2 separate regions of the Homo sapiens genome follow, and region 1 is linked to region 2. Evidence: read pairs that join two places in POLR2A ChIA-PET (ENCODE). Cell type or tissue: PC-9. All regions are shown on one strand. Each heading gives the region's core, and the rest is flanking DNA. Links, peaks and the distances in the headings are about the cores only. Region 1 overlaps LOC124900954 (a long non-coding RNA gene). Region 2 overlaps MTMR12 (myotubularin related protein 12).

Region 1 (6,530 bases), core at 954-5,953, 220 kb after region 2:
AGTGGGCGCTAAATATTGAGCACACAAATACATAAGAAGGGAACAATGACACTGGGGACAGAGTGAGATCTTGTCTCAAAATTAATTTATTTTTATTTTTTTTTTGAGACAAGATTTCACTCTGTCACCCAGGTTGGAGTACAGTGGCACAATCACAGCTCAATGCAGCCTCAATTTCCAGGGCGCAAGTGATCCTCCCAACTCAGCCTCCTGAGTAGCTGGGATTACAGGCATGTGCCACCACACCTGGCTAAATAAAAAAAAAAAAATTTTTTTTTTGCAGAGTTGGAGTCTCACTAAGTTGCCCTGGCTGTTCTCAAATTCTTGGACAAAAGCGATCCTCCTTCCCTGGCCTCCCAAATTGCTGGGATCATAGGCATGAGCTGCCTTGACCACTGACACTGGAGGCTACTAGAAAAGGGAGGATGGAAGAAGGGCGAGGGTTGAAAAACTGCCTATGCTCACTACCTGGGTGATGGAATCATTTGTACACCAAACCTCAGTGACACACAATTTACCCATGTAACAAACCTGGACGTGTACCCCCTGATCAAAAATAGAAGTTGAAAAAAAATGGGCAAAGGATTTGAATAGACTTTCTCTAAAGAAGATACACAAGCGACTAATAAGTACATGAACAGCTGCTCAACATCATCCGGTAGTTTAGGAAAATGGAAATCAAAGCCTCAGTGAAATACTGTTTCATGCTTGCTAGATGGGTAAAATAACAAAGAGACAAAATAGGAAGCACTGGCCAGGATATGGAGAAATCAGAAACCCTCATACATTGCTGATGGGATTGTAAAACGGTGCAGCCACTTTGGAAAACAGTTTGGCAGTTCCTCAAAAATTTAAACATAGAGTCACCTTATGACCAGGCAATTGTGCTCCTATGTATATGCCCAAGAGAAATGAAAACATATGTCCATACGAAAACTTGCACATGAATGCTTATAGAAGCATTATTCATAATAGCCAACAAATGGAAACAACCCAAATGTCCATCAATAAACAAACATAAATAAACAAAATGTGGTATCTCCAAACAATGGAATATTTTCAGTCATAAAAAGGAATGATATACTGATTCATGCTACAGTGTGGATGAACCTTGAAAACATAATGCTAAGTTAAAGAAGGCAGACACAAAAGACCACATCTTGTACAGTTGCACTTATGTGAAATGTCCAGAATAAGAAAATTCATAGCAACAGGAAGTAGATTGGGGGTTTCCAGAGGTTAGAAGAAGGAGGGAATGCAGAATGATTGCTAATGGGTCAGGGGTTTCTTTTTGGAGTGATGAAAATATTTGAAATTAGAGAGAGGGGATGGTTACGCAACCTTGTGAATATGTTAACACCCATGGAATGTGCTTCAGTGGCGAATTTTATGATACGTGCATTAAATGTCAATAAAGTTGTCATTGAAAAAAAAAAGGTTGCGAGGCTGCCTTAGAAGCAGCTGCACTCCCCAAGCAGTGGGTCTAAGGTGCTTATTTTCTGGGACCAGAGGTGAAAACTGATGTATGAATTCTGACCTGGCATCATTTAAAAAGAGATTTTGCCTGGCACTGTGGGGTGTGACTATAGTCCTGGCTACTTGGGAGGCTGAGGCGGGAGGATTACTTGAGCCCAGGAGTTGGAGGCTGCAGCGAGCTATGATCACACCTATGAATAGCCACTGCACTCCAACTTAGGCAACATAGCAAGACCCTGTCTTTAAAAAAGAGAAAAAGAGATCTTGCCCAAGAGGACTGCCTGAGAGTACGATGGGACACAACAGAGAGACAGTCCGTGTGGAGACGGCCACCCCATGCTAAGGTTGCCAAGGGTGATGAATGACAAACCAAAGCAGAGGCCATTCCCCAACTCCAAGTGAAGAGGAGCAGTCAGACAGCTTCCTGGCCAGCCCATCGGAGTAACCAGGAGAGAAGCATCAGCTCAAATCATTTAACATGTTCAGAGAAACTCCAAGCCTGGAGGGTCAGAAGTCCCAGAAAGTGCGGGCTGTGGAGGAGAGGCTCCCAGAGGAAAAAGAGAAGCAGACAATCACCCTCTCCTTGACTGCATGCTTCTGCCTTGAGCAGGCCACGCTGAGGCAAGTTGACATAAAGTCAAGAGTTCCGATGATTATACTGCATGAGACATATTAATTTATAACATTAGTTTTTCTTGTGGCTGAAAGCAATCAGAATATTTTCTTTCTTATCTTTTTTTTTTGAGATGGAGTTTTGCTCTTGTTGCCCAGGCTGGAGTGCAATGGCGCGATCTCGGCTCACTGCAACCTCCACCTCCCAGGCTCAGATGATTTTCCTGCCCCAGCCTCCCGACTAGCTGGGATTACAGGTACGAGCCACCATGCCTGGCTAATTTTTGTATTTTTAGTAGAGACGGGGTTTCACCATCTTGGCCAGGCTGGTCCTGAACTCCTGGCCTTAAGTGATCTGCCTGCCCTGACCTCCCAAAGTGCTGGGATTATAGGAGTGAGCCACCACGCCTGGCCGCGATCGGAATATTTTTTAACTCTTAGAATTAATGAAAAACTATGGGGTTTGCCCAGGTTTCATACATACATGGGTAAGAACTAGCACCACAGAACATCCATCCGGTGCCTACTCCTCAACACAGATGTAATCTGAATAAATCACTGCAGAGAGCGGTAAGTCCTATGATGAAACAATAGTTCAGATGAGAGATGAAGATGTGAAATCAAGTATATGAGGAAAAGGGGAAAACTTAGGTTTAAAAATCGACGAATTTGGCCAGGCATAGTGGCTCATGGGAGCCTGAGGCGGGAGGATTGCTTAAGCTTAGGAGTTTGAGGCCAGCCTGGGCACAGGGCAAAACCCCGTCTCTACAAAAAATACAAAAAATAGCCAGTTGTGGGAGAGTTAGCGGCCTCCGGTGTGGGAAGGCCACGGAGCCGGGCCGGAGACATGGCCCGGGGGCCCGGCCAGCTAGGCAGGCCTCGCCCCGATACGGTCGCCATGCCCAAGAGAGGAAAGCGACTCAAGTTCTGGGCCCACGACGCCTGCTCTGGACAAGTGACTGAGGTGGATTACGCCAACTCGGATCCAGCGGTCGTGAGGTCTGGATGAGTCAAGAAAGCCTTAGCCAACGCTGTTCAGCAGGAAGTAAAATCTCTTTGTGGCTTGGAAGCCTCTCAGGTTCCTGCAGAGGAAGCTCTTTCTGGGGCTGGTGAGCCCTGTGACATCATCGACAGCGGTGATGAGACGATGCCCAGGAGGAAAGCATCTGTGAGAGAACTGTCTCCAGAAAAAAGAAAAGCAAGAGGCACAAAGAAGAACTGGACGGGGCTGGAGGAGAAGAGTATCCCATGGATATTTGGCTATTGCTGGCCTCCTATATCTGTCCTGAGGACATTGTGAATTTTTCCCTGATTTGTAAGAATGCTCGGACTGTCACTTGCACTGCTGCCTTTTGGACAAGGTTGTACCGAAGGCACTACACGCTGGATGCTTCCCTGCCTTTGCGTCTGCGACCAGAGTCAATGGAGAAGCTGCGCTGTCTCCGGGCTTGTGTGATCCGATCTCTGTACCATATATGTATGAGCCATTTGCTGCTCCAATCTCCAAGAATCCAAGCACCCCCAGCACATTAAAGAATTCCAAATGCTTACTTTTCTGGTGCAGAAATATTGTTGGGAACAGACAGGAACCAATGTGGAAATTCAACTTCAAGTTAAAAAAACAGGTTAAAGAGCAAGTGTACAGGAGGATTGCAGCCCCCTGTTCAGTACGAAGATGTTCATACCAATCCACACCGGGACTGCTGCCTACTGCAGGCCACCACCCTCAATTTCATCTTCATTCCGATTGTCATGAGAATGATATTTACTCTCTTTACTATCAATGTGAGCAAGGACATACGGCATCATTGAGTGAGACTGGTGTTTCAAGATTCCCCTGTCCATGGTGGTCGGAAACTGTGCAGTGAACAGGGTGTGCAAGTCATCCTGGACCCAGTGCACAGCTTTCGGCTCTTTGACTGATGGCACCCTCAGTACCCATTCTCCCTGAGAGCGTAGTTACTGCTTCCCATCCCTTGGGGGCAGCCCCGATTCTAGTCCATTAGTAATCAGATTCCAGTTTGGACAGGGCGGCTGGATTATATATCTGGTTAGTAATGTACATGCTCTTCAGGTTCTAGGGCTCCTGTTAGGGGAGGGAGAAATGTTGAATCAAGAGGGAAAACAACTACTATGATTTATAAACATATTTTAATGTAAAAATTTGCATTAAAAAAATAGCCAGTTGTGGTGTCGTGTGCCTGTAGTCCCAGCTATTTGGGAGGCTGAGGTGGGAGGATTGTTTGAGTCTGGGAGGACCAGGCTGCAGTGAGCCGAGATCGCCCCAGTGTACTCTGGCCTAGGCAGCAGAGTGAGATCCTGTCTCAAAGAAAGAAAGAAAAAAATGGACAAATTTGAGCAGCAGATTAGATGTGGGAAGTAACAAAGAAGGAGACATCAGAGATGACTTTAAGTGTCTAATTTGGGAGATCAGGTGACTGATTGTCATTAACAGCTGAAGGAAGGAGGGAGGAGCAGATATTGGTGGAGGAAAGGAAGATACAAAGTTTTTTTTTTTTTTTTTTTTGAGACGGAGTCTCGCTCTGTTGCCCAGACTGGAATGCAGTGGTGCGATCTAAGCTCACTGCAAGCTCCGCCTCCCGGGTTCACAACATTCTCCTGCCTCAGCCTCCTGAGTAGCTGGGACTACAGGCACCCGCCACCACGCCTGGCTAATTTTTTGTACTTTTAGTAGAGACGGGGTTTCACTGTGTCAGCCAGGATGGTCTCCATCTCCTGAACTTGTGATCCGCCTGCCTCGGCCTCCTAAAGTGCTGGGATTACAGGCATGAGCCACTGCGCCTGGCCCCTCAAAGTTTTGTTTTGGACATGCTGAGTTTGAGGTGCATGTGTCACAGAAGGGTCAGAAGCCAGGAAACAGTTGGAAGTGCAGCCTAGAGCTCAGGTGACAATTCGGGTGGAATAGCTTTTTAAATTTTCAGGACATTGGCCAGGTGTGGTGGCTCACGCCTGTAATCTCAGCACTTTGGGAGGCTGAGGCAAGCGGATCACCTGAGGTCAGGAGTTTGAAACCAGCCTGGCCAACATGACGAAACCCCGACTCTCCTAAATATACAAAAATTAGCCGGGTGCGGTGGCGGTCACCTGCAATCCCAGCTACTCAGGAGGCTGAGGCAGGTGAATTGCTTCAACCTGGGAGACGGAAGTTGCAGTGAGCCGAGATTGAGCCACTGCACTCCAGCCTGGGCAACAGAACAAGACTCCATCTCAAGAAAATAAATAAATAAACAAACAAATAAATAAATTTTCAGGACATGGATAGCAAGGGAAGCACAAAGCTAGATAAAATCACATAGGGAGAAAGAGCATAGGGTGAGAAAAGGGCTTGAGAATGAATCAACATTTAATGGTTAGTGGAAGGTGCCAAGGCAACTATAAAGGAGAAGGTAGAAAGATCTAGAGAAAAAGAGAACATGTAATCACACAATCAATACAAGAAATGAGTGAGGATGTCTGAGCCACACAACCACTCCTTTCAGTAGTACAAACAAAATAAATATTGGTGATGGCGGATCCAATAGTAATAAGGTGCTGTTTTTCATAACATGTTAGCTAACACTCTTGACCAACTGATAAGGAATGTTGCCTGAGCAAATGGTGAACTTGCAGCTTACCTTTGCCTGGTGATTCCTTGAAATGTGTGACTTGAACTTGCAAGGTAATTGGATCGGGTTCGGCTTTGGACCATCGTTCGGAATGAAGTGAACTGTTGACTTCTGGATCATTTATAAGATCCCAAATACCTTAACATGGTGCAGAAGGCCCTTCCTGCTGTGGCCCCTGACTCTTTTCTAATCTTATCTCTCACTGTTTCCCTTGCTCATCCTACCCTTCAAGCAATCCAATTACTTGAATATGCCAAGTGCTCCCTCACGCCTGCATGGCTTTCACTATGCTGTTTCTTCAGCTTGGAATACCAGTCTCTGGTCTAAAACCCTTTGCCAACTTCCCCTAGTCTTGGAATCATTTCAAATCTAATTGTGCGCAACACTATCTTTACCTACTGATGAAGGGAAACAACCTCACAATAGAGCTTCACACTACTTAAACTCCCCGTGAGAGAAAGAGTTAAAATCTTAGCGAAACCCCAGCTTTTTACAATTTTGCTGGACACTGTGTCCTATTTGATATGCATGCTATCAGCCCATTTGACCAAAGCCAGATTTTTTTTTTTTGAGATGGAGTCTGGCTCTGTCACCCAGGCTGGAGTGCAATGGCATGATCTCAGCTCACTGCAACCTCTACCTCCCGGGTTCAAGTGATTCTCGTGCCTCAGCCTCCTGAGTAGTTGGGATTACAGGTGCGCGCCACCACTCCCATCTGATTTTTTTGTATTTTTAGTAAAGACGGGGTTTTGCCATGTTGCCCTGGCTGGTCTCGAACTCCTGACCTCAGGTGATCCACCCACCTTGGCCTCCCAA
Region 2 (6,530 bases), core at 621-5,620:
ATCACAAGGTCAGGAGATCAAGACCATCCCGACTAACACAGTGAAACCCTGTCTCTACTAAAAATGCAAAAATCAGCCAGGCGTGGTGGCACGTGCCTGTAGTCCCAGCTACTCGGGAGGCTGAGGCAGGAGAATCGCTTGAACCCAGGAGGCAGAGGTTGCAGTGAGCCAAGATCGCGCCATTACACCTCAGCCTGGGAGACAGAGTGAGACTCCGTCTCCAAAAAAAAAAAGAAAAGAAAAGAAATGCAACCATATGAGATACACACTCACGAACAAAACACAGACATACTTATAAATGGAATCATTGCTTTGGTTAAGGTACCATCATTGGCACTTTTATTTTTCTAACTTCCAAACTCTGCAACTTTACTATATTGTCTTTATCATAATAAGGTATACATTTTTTTGTAGCAATAGGAAGTTTTTTAGCCCTTATGATAATGGAATTTTCTCCAAAGCACACCATCACATAGGGTGGTTTAATGTGGAAGAACACCCAACATCCTGTTTAAGATGTTTAGAGAAAGATCCAGAACTTTAAACTTCTAAGTGTGGGGTCCCCACAGCCTAAAATTCTGATGGTAGCCCTGATTTTAACGTTCGAGCTAGAAGTAGGGTGCAGAAGTATGTGCTCTTAGACAGTGGCTGTCCATGTGGCAGCTGTTTGATCAGGCTGCAGGAAGTGCTGCTTGACAGAGCCTCATGATGCTTTCTGAGGCTCCATCTGCAGAAGTTGTGTGGTGTTGGATAAGACTCAGGGAGATGCTGCAGGAAGCACGGGCAGGAGAGAAAAAGCAGAAGCTTTGGACAGATCATCGGGCTAAAGCCACAGCTAAGAAAGTGACCATCTCTGGAGAGACCTTTAATGTCTTCTGATGGCCTACCAATGACCTCCACGCTCAAAGAGAAAATTCTGCAATTAAGAAATTAGCTGGGTGAGTTCTGGGAGATTTTAAAAAATTAGTTGAGAATGGAGAAAAGGCTATGAATTCTTTCTTTTTTTTTGAGACGGGGTCTTGCTCTGTCGCCCAGGCTGGAATGCAGTGGCGCGATCTTGGCTCACTGCAACCTCTGCCTCCTCGGTTCAAGAGATTCTCCTGCCTCAGCCTCCTGAGTAGCTGGAATTACAGGCGTTCGCTACCACGCCCGGCTAATTTTTGTATTTTTAGTAGAGATGGGGTTTCACCATATTGGCCAGGCTGGTCTCAAACTCCTGACCTTGTGATCCACCCACCTCGGCCTCCCAAAGTGATGAGACTACGTGTGAGCCACCGCTCCTGGCCAGGTTATGAATTCTTAAAAAAAGAAGGCAAAGGATCTAGACTTTGTTTTTAAAGTTATCTTTACCGCTAGGACTAAGGCAGGAGGTCTGTTTAAGACAAGCCAATCTCTTCTTGTTATCATCTATCCGCCAAAGACATCAAAGTTAGTGGTCCAATAAAAATCATCCCAATAATTTCATCTTTTCTGCAAACTGATGTATCCCCACTCAATACCTAGAACAATATCTGGGATACCGCGGCCGGGCGCGATGGCTCACGCCTGTAATCCCAGCACTTTGGGAGGCCAAGGCAGGTGGATCACCTGAGGTTGGGAGTTCGAGACCAGCCTGACCAACGTGGAGAAATCCTGTCTCTACTAAAAATACAAAATTAGCAGAGTGTAGTGGTGCATGCCTCTAATCCCAGCTACTCGGGAGGCTGAGGCAGGAGAATTGCTTGAACCCGGGAGGCGGAGGCTGTGGTGAGCCGAGATTGCGCCATTGCACTCCAGCCTGGGCAACAAGAGTGAAACTCCGTCTCAAAAAAAAAAAAAAATCTGGGATACCGCAAGTGCTGAGTAAATATGTGCTGAACTAATTAATTCTATCTTTCAAAAACACCAGCTCTAGAGATGAAAACAACCAAGAGATCCCTGTATCTGCTCAGCAGTTACCTGGTTGACAATCTAGCAAAAGCCAAAAAAGAAATTGCTACTAGAGAACACTACTAAGGAAGTACTCTAGTGTACAAAGGCTAATCATGATATAAGCATGTTTCACTAGTAATATTCCTTACATTCATAAATGTAAGAATAAGAGAATGGGCCCCGAGATCAGACTGCTCTAGTTTAAACCCTGGGACAAACTCCATGACCCTAAACAAGGTACTCAACTTCTGAGTCTCAGTTTCCATATCTAAAAACAAAAAAGATGGGTAATAATAGTATTCCCTTCATGAAACTTGTTGAAAGGGGAAAATGAGATATGCGTAGTTCCTGGAACACAGAAGTGCCTAATAAATACTAGTAATTATTCATTTTCATTTTGTATATACCCACAGTCATATCTCTGGGAAGACTACAGGATCATATATTCACTTCTCCTGACCAAAAGAAATGGCCTTAAATAAGAACTAGGCAACAGAATACATTTTTTCCTGAGGGATAAATGAAAAAATAAAAAAATAGCTATTAACACCATATATATATATTTTTTACTCTTCTCAATCTTCATCTCTCTTGACTTTTCTTCCCACATGTAAATAAAACCTTTCCTGAGCTCATGTGACCCTGGTTTAGCACTGGCACTGCTGGCTAGTAGGAGAGAGTTTTTATCTCTGTTCTGCAATAACACTGTGTCCGTGGGCAAGATATTAAACTTTACAGGGCCTCAGTTTGCACATCTGTATGATGGAGGATGAGTATAATGGAGGCAGAGTATATTATCTTTAAATTCTCTTCCAAAGCTAAAAATCCACAAATAAGTGCCCGTTAACTATTATTAGTTCATTCAGGTCAAACACTGACCTAAACTCTTAGAAAGTATATTTTAGCCCTTGTACCCACAAAATGGGTACAAGTACAGCCACCCTCTGAAAGCTAAATTTTGCCTGGCCAGTTTCAAAGGTCTAATTTTAATGACATTGTGGGATAGCAACTGACATGGAAAGATGTTTACAATATACATTTTTGGTGAAAAAGGCAGATTACAAAATATGATCAGCAATATTAATCCCAATTTGGTTAAAATATATATATACCTACACATATATCTGCTTGAAGTGTACAGAATACACTCCGAGTTGTTTATGTTTATAATCGTTCTTTAAAAAATGTTTTCGCTTATCTGTACCTTTATTTTTCTACAAAGAATGCTTATGGCTTCTGAAATAATTCAAACAGGTGTTTTATTTAACAAGAAAGATGGATTTGGTACCCAAACTATAACCATATCCCTCCCTAGAGCAGAGCTCAGCACCCAGCAGGTCCCCCGACAGAGGCACCGACATCCTTTGCACCCTGTGTCTGGGGCTGGGCTGGGGTGGGGGTGCTGCGATGTTTTTAGGTACCAGCCATCAGGTACCATCAAGATGGCCCCAGATCCCTCCCTCCTATTCATCTCAACTTTCAGAGCCATCAGCTGCCCACTTAACTAGCTTTACCAACATGTAATCCCCTGAGCAGAGTTTTCAAAACATAATCAAAGGTCCAAAATTATGGTCCTATATACAAAATTATGGTTTTAACTGTCACATTCACTGATTTAGAATAATCAAGGATAGAAGAATCCATTTTACTCTGGCAGCAATCCAATTTTAAAAGTCAGAGTTAACTACTCGTCCTCATTTTACGCTGTCCGATGCCAGTCCTTTCTGATCATGAGGAAAAAAAAATAAGCTCACCGTGTTTAAAAGCATAATCTTAAAATACTTTATCCAGTTAAGCACTTTTGTTTCCACCACAAAGTGCTGACTCTTGACAGATTCTCTGGCATACTGAAGGCCACCACTGCTGAACCTATCTGATTAGCCAAGAACAAGCTTATCACCAGGTACAGGTATCATTACATCATAAGGTATAAAGGTTGTTCTGGCAGCTCAGTCATCTACCAACAAACAGGTGTCTAAGAAACTGAGATTTCCCAGCTACCAAAACCCATATGAAGAAATAAGCAACAGTTGGCTGGGTGGGGTGGCTCACGCCTGTAATCCCAGCACTTTGGTTGGCCAAGGTGGGCGGGTCACGAGGTCAGGAGTTCGAGACCAGCCTGGCCAATATGGTGAAACCCCATCTCTACTAAAAATACAAACATTAGCTGGGTGTGGTGGTGCACGCCTGTAGTCCCAGCTACTCAGGAGGCTGAGGCAGGAGAATCGCCTGAACCTGGGAGGCGGAGGTTGCAGTGAGCCAAGTTCATGCCACTGCACTCCAGCCTGGGTGACAGAACGAGGCTCCATCTCAAAAAAAAAAAGAAAGAAGCAACAGCATGACATACACCAAGGCAGTTCAGAGAAAGGCAACATGAGGGAAAGCAGTGTAGGAAATAGGAGAGAACAGTTCAGAAGAGTGTCCTGAGGAACTCCTCCCACTGGGTAAGCCAAGAGAAGGTTACCAGACCCAGGGCTCTCAGAAGCACATAAGCCATGCCTCGATGTTGCTCACCTGCATTTCCCGTAATATGATTACCTGGCAAAACCTATATACTTAAAAATACATTGCCTTCTCACCCCTTCCTACCTTTATCTTCTTTTTTTTTTTGAGATGGAGTCTCACTCTGTCGCCAGGCTGAAATGCAGTGGCGTGATCTTGGCTCACTGCAACCTCTGCCTCCTGGGTTCAAGGGATTCTCCTGCCTGAGCCTCCCGAGTAACTGGGACTAACTACAGGCACACACCACCACGCCCAGGTAATTTTTGTATTTTTAGTAGAGACGGGGTTTCACCATGTTGGCCAGGATAGTCTGGATCTCTTGGCCTCATGATCCACCCACCTCGGCCTCCCAAAGTGCTGGGATTACAGGCGTGAGCCACCACGCCCGGCCTTACCCTTATCTTTTAAAAAACCATCCACAATTTAGGACAGAGCCTTATCCTCTGTTACAAAACATGTTTAGAGTCAGACTACAACAACGAGGCATAGTGTCTGCACAGCATTATTTTAATGCAAGAAAACAAAGCTGCCAACTATAAGGATCTGAAAAATGTGACCACTTCAGGCTTATTTTAGACTGAACCACTCCCCTTCCCTAATTATCCCTCAAAGGAAATACATCAGGCACTGTGGGCAAAGAGGGAAACATGTCTAATTACAACATGTGCACTTGGTGGACGAAGAATTTGAACATTCTTGAACTCTGGCCACATTTCAGAAGACTTTCCACTTGTAGTTTAATTTCCCTGAAGAGAAAAGTTTAAAGATCAGTTGCACTTCAACCAGGGTTCTATCAAAAAAAGACATAAAGAATACCCGACAAGCATAGGCAACCAAAGCAAAAATGGACAAATGGGATCACATCAAGTTAAAAAGCTTCCTCACAGCAAAGGAAACTATCAACAAAATGAAGAGATAACCCACTGAATGAGAGAAAATATTTACAAACCATCTATCTGACAGGGGATAACAAGAATATGTAAGAAGCTCAAACAACTCAATAGGAAAAAATCTAATAATCCACCTAAAAATGGAGACAAGATCTGAAAGACATTTCTCAAAAGAAGATATACAAATGGCAAAAAAAGGTACATGAAAACGTGCTTAACATCATTGATCACCAGAGAAATACAAATCAAAACTACAATGAGTGCTCGCTTCAGCATCACATATACTAAAATTGGAAGGACACAGAGAAGATTAGCATGGCCCCTGCGCAAGGATGACATGCAAATTCGTGAAGCGTTTCATATTTTTAACAAACCCTTAAATGTTAAAAAAAAAAAGTATGAGATATCATCTCATCCCAGTTAAAATGGCTTATATCCAAAAAAGATAAGCAATAACAAATGCTAGTAAGGATGTGGAGAGAAGGGAACCTTCATACGCTGTTGGTGGGAACGTAAATCAATACAACCACTGTGGAGAACAGTACGGAGGTTCCTCAAAAACTAAAAATAGAGCCACCATATGATCCGGCAAGCCCACTGCTAGGTATACACCCAAAAGAAAGGAAATCAGGGCCAGGCACGGTGGCTTACGCCTACAATCCCAGCACTTTGGGAGGCTGAGGCAGGAGGATTGCTTGAGCCCAGGAGTTTGAGAGCAGCCTGGGCAAAGACAGCAAGACATCACCTCTACTAAAAATTTTAAAATTAGCCAGGTGCTCTGGCATGCACCTGTAGTCCCAGCTACTTGGGAAAATGGCTTGAGTACAGGAGGTGGAGGCTACAGTGAGCTGTGATCACGCCACTGTACTTCAACCTAAGCGACAAAGCAAGATCCTGTCTCTAAAAAAGGAAGAAAGGAAATCAGTACATGGAAGAGAAATCTGCACTCCCATGTTTATTACAACACTATTCACCACAGCCAAGATTTGGAAGCAACCAAAGTGTCCATCATCAACAAATGAATAGATAAAGAAAATGTGGTACATACACACGAGTACTATTCAGCCATAAAAAAGAATAAGATCCTGTCATTTGTAACAATGAACAGAACTGGAGGTCATTATGTTAAGTGAACTACGCCAGGCGCAGAAAGACAAACTTTGCACGTCCTCACTTATTTGTGGGAGCTAAAAATTAAAACATTTGAACTCATGGAGACAGAATGAT

Evidence for each region. Peaks named below come from ENCODE experiments on the same cell type or tissue, not always from the same donor. Only the 100,000 strongest peaks of a DNase experiment are listed, where the experiment ranks them.
Region 1: POLR2A ChIA-PET joins it to region 2 with 5 read pairs; 5 of 35 experiments call an interaction of 5 or more read pairs at or near these places.

Annotation. Positions count from the first base shown.
Region 1 is chr5:32,519,823-32,526,352 of GRCh38, forward strand. The region is part of intron 2 of LOC124900954 (a long non-coding RNA gene); the gene reads left to right. It also overlaps the pseudogene TMEM183AP2. Among named protein-coding and RNA genes, the nearest start is that of SUB1, 62 kb to the right of the region's middle. In PC-9, for the core only: CTCF peaks have their summits at 4,086 and 4,287; a DNase peak (open chromatin) is centred at 3,099; H3K27me3 peaks cover 8 bases.
Region 2 is chr5:32,304,099-32,310,628 of GRCh38, forward strand. The region is part of intron 1 of MTMR12 (myotubularin related protein 12); the gene reads right to left. It also overlaps the pseudogene RNU6-378P. Among named protein-coding and RNA genes, the nearest start is that of MTMR12, 5.6 kb to the right of the region's middle. RefSeq lists a silencer at 5,884-6,044. In PC-9, for the core only: no CTCF peak of the experiment used is centred there; no DNase peak of the experiment used is centred there.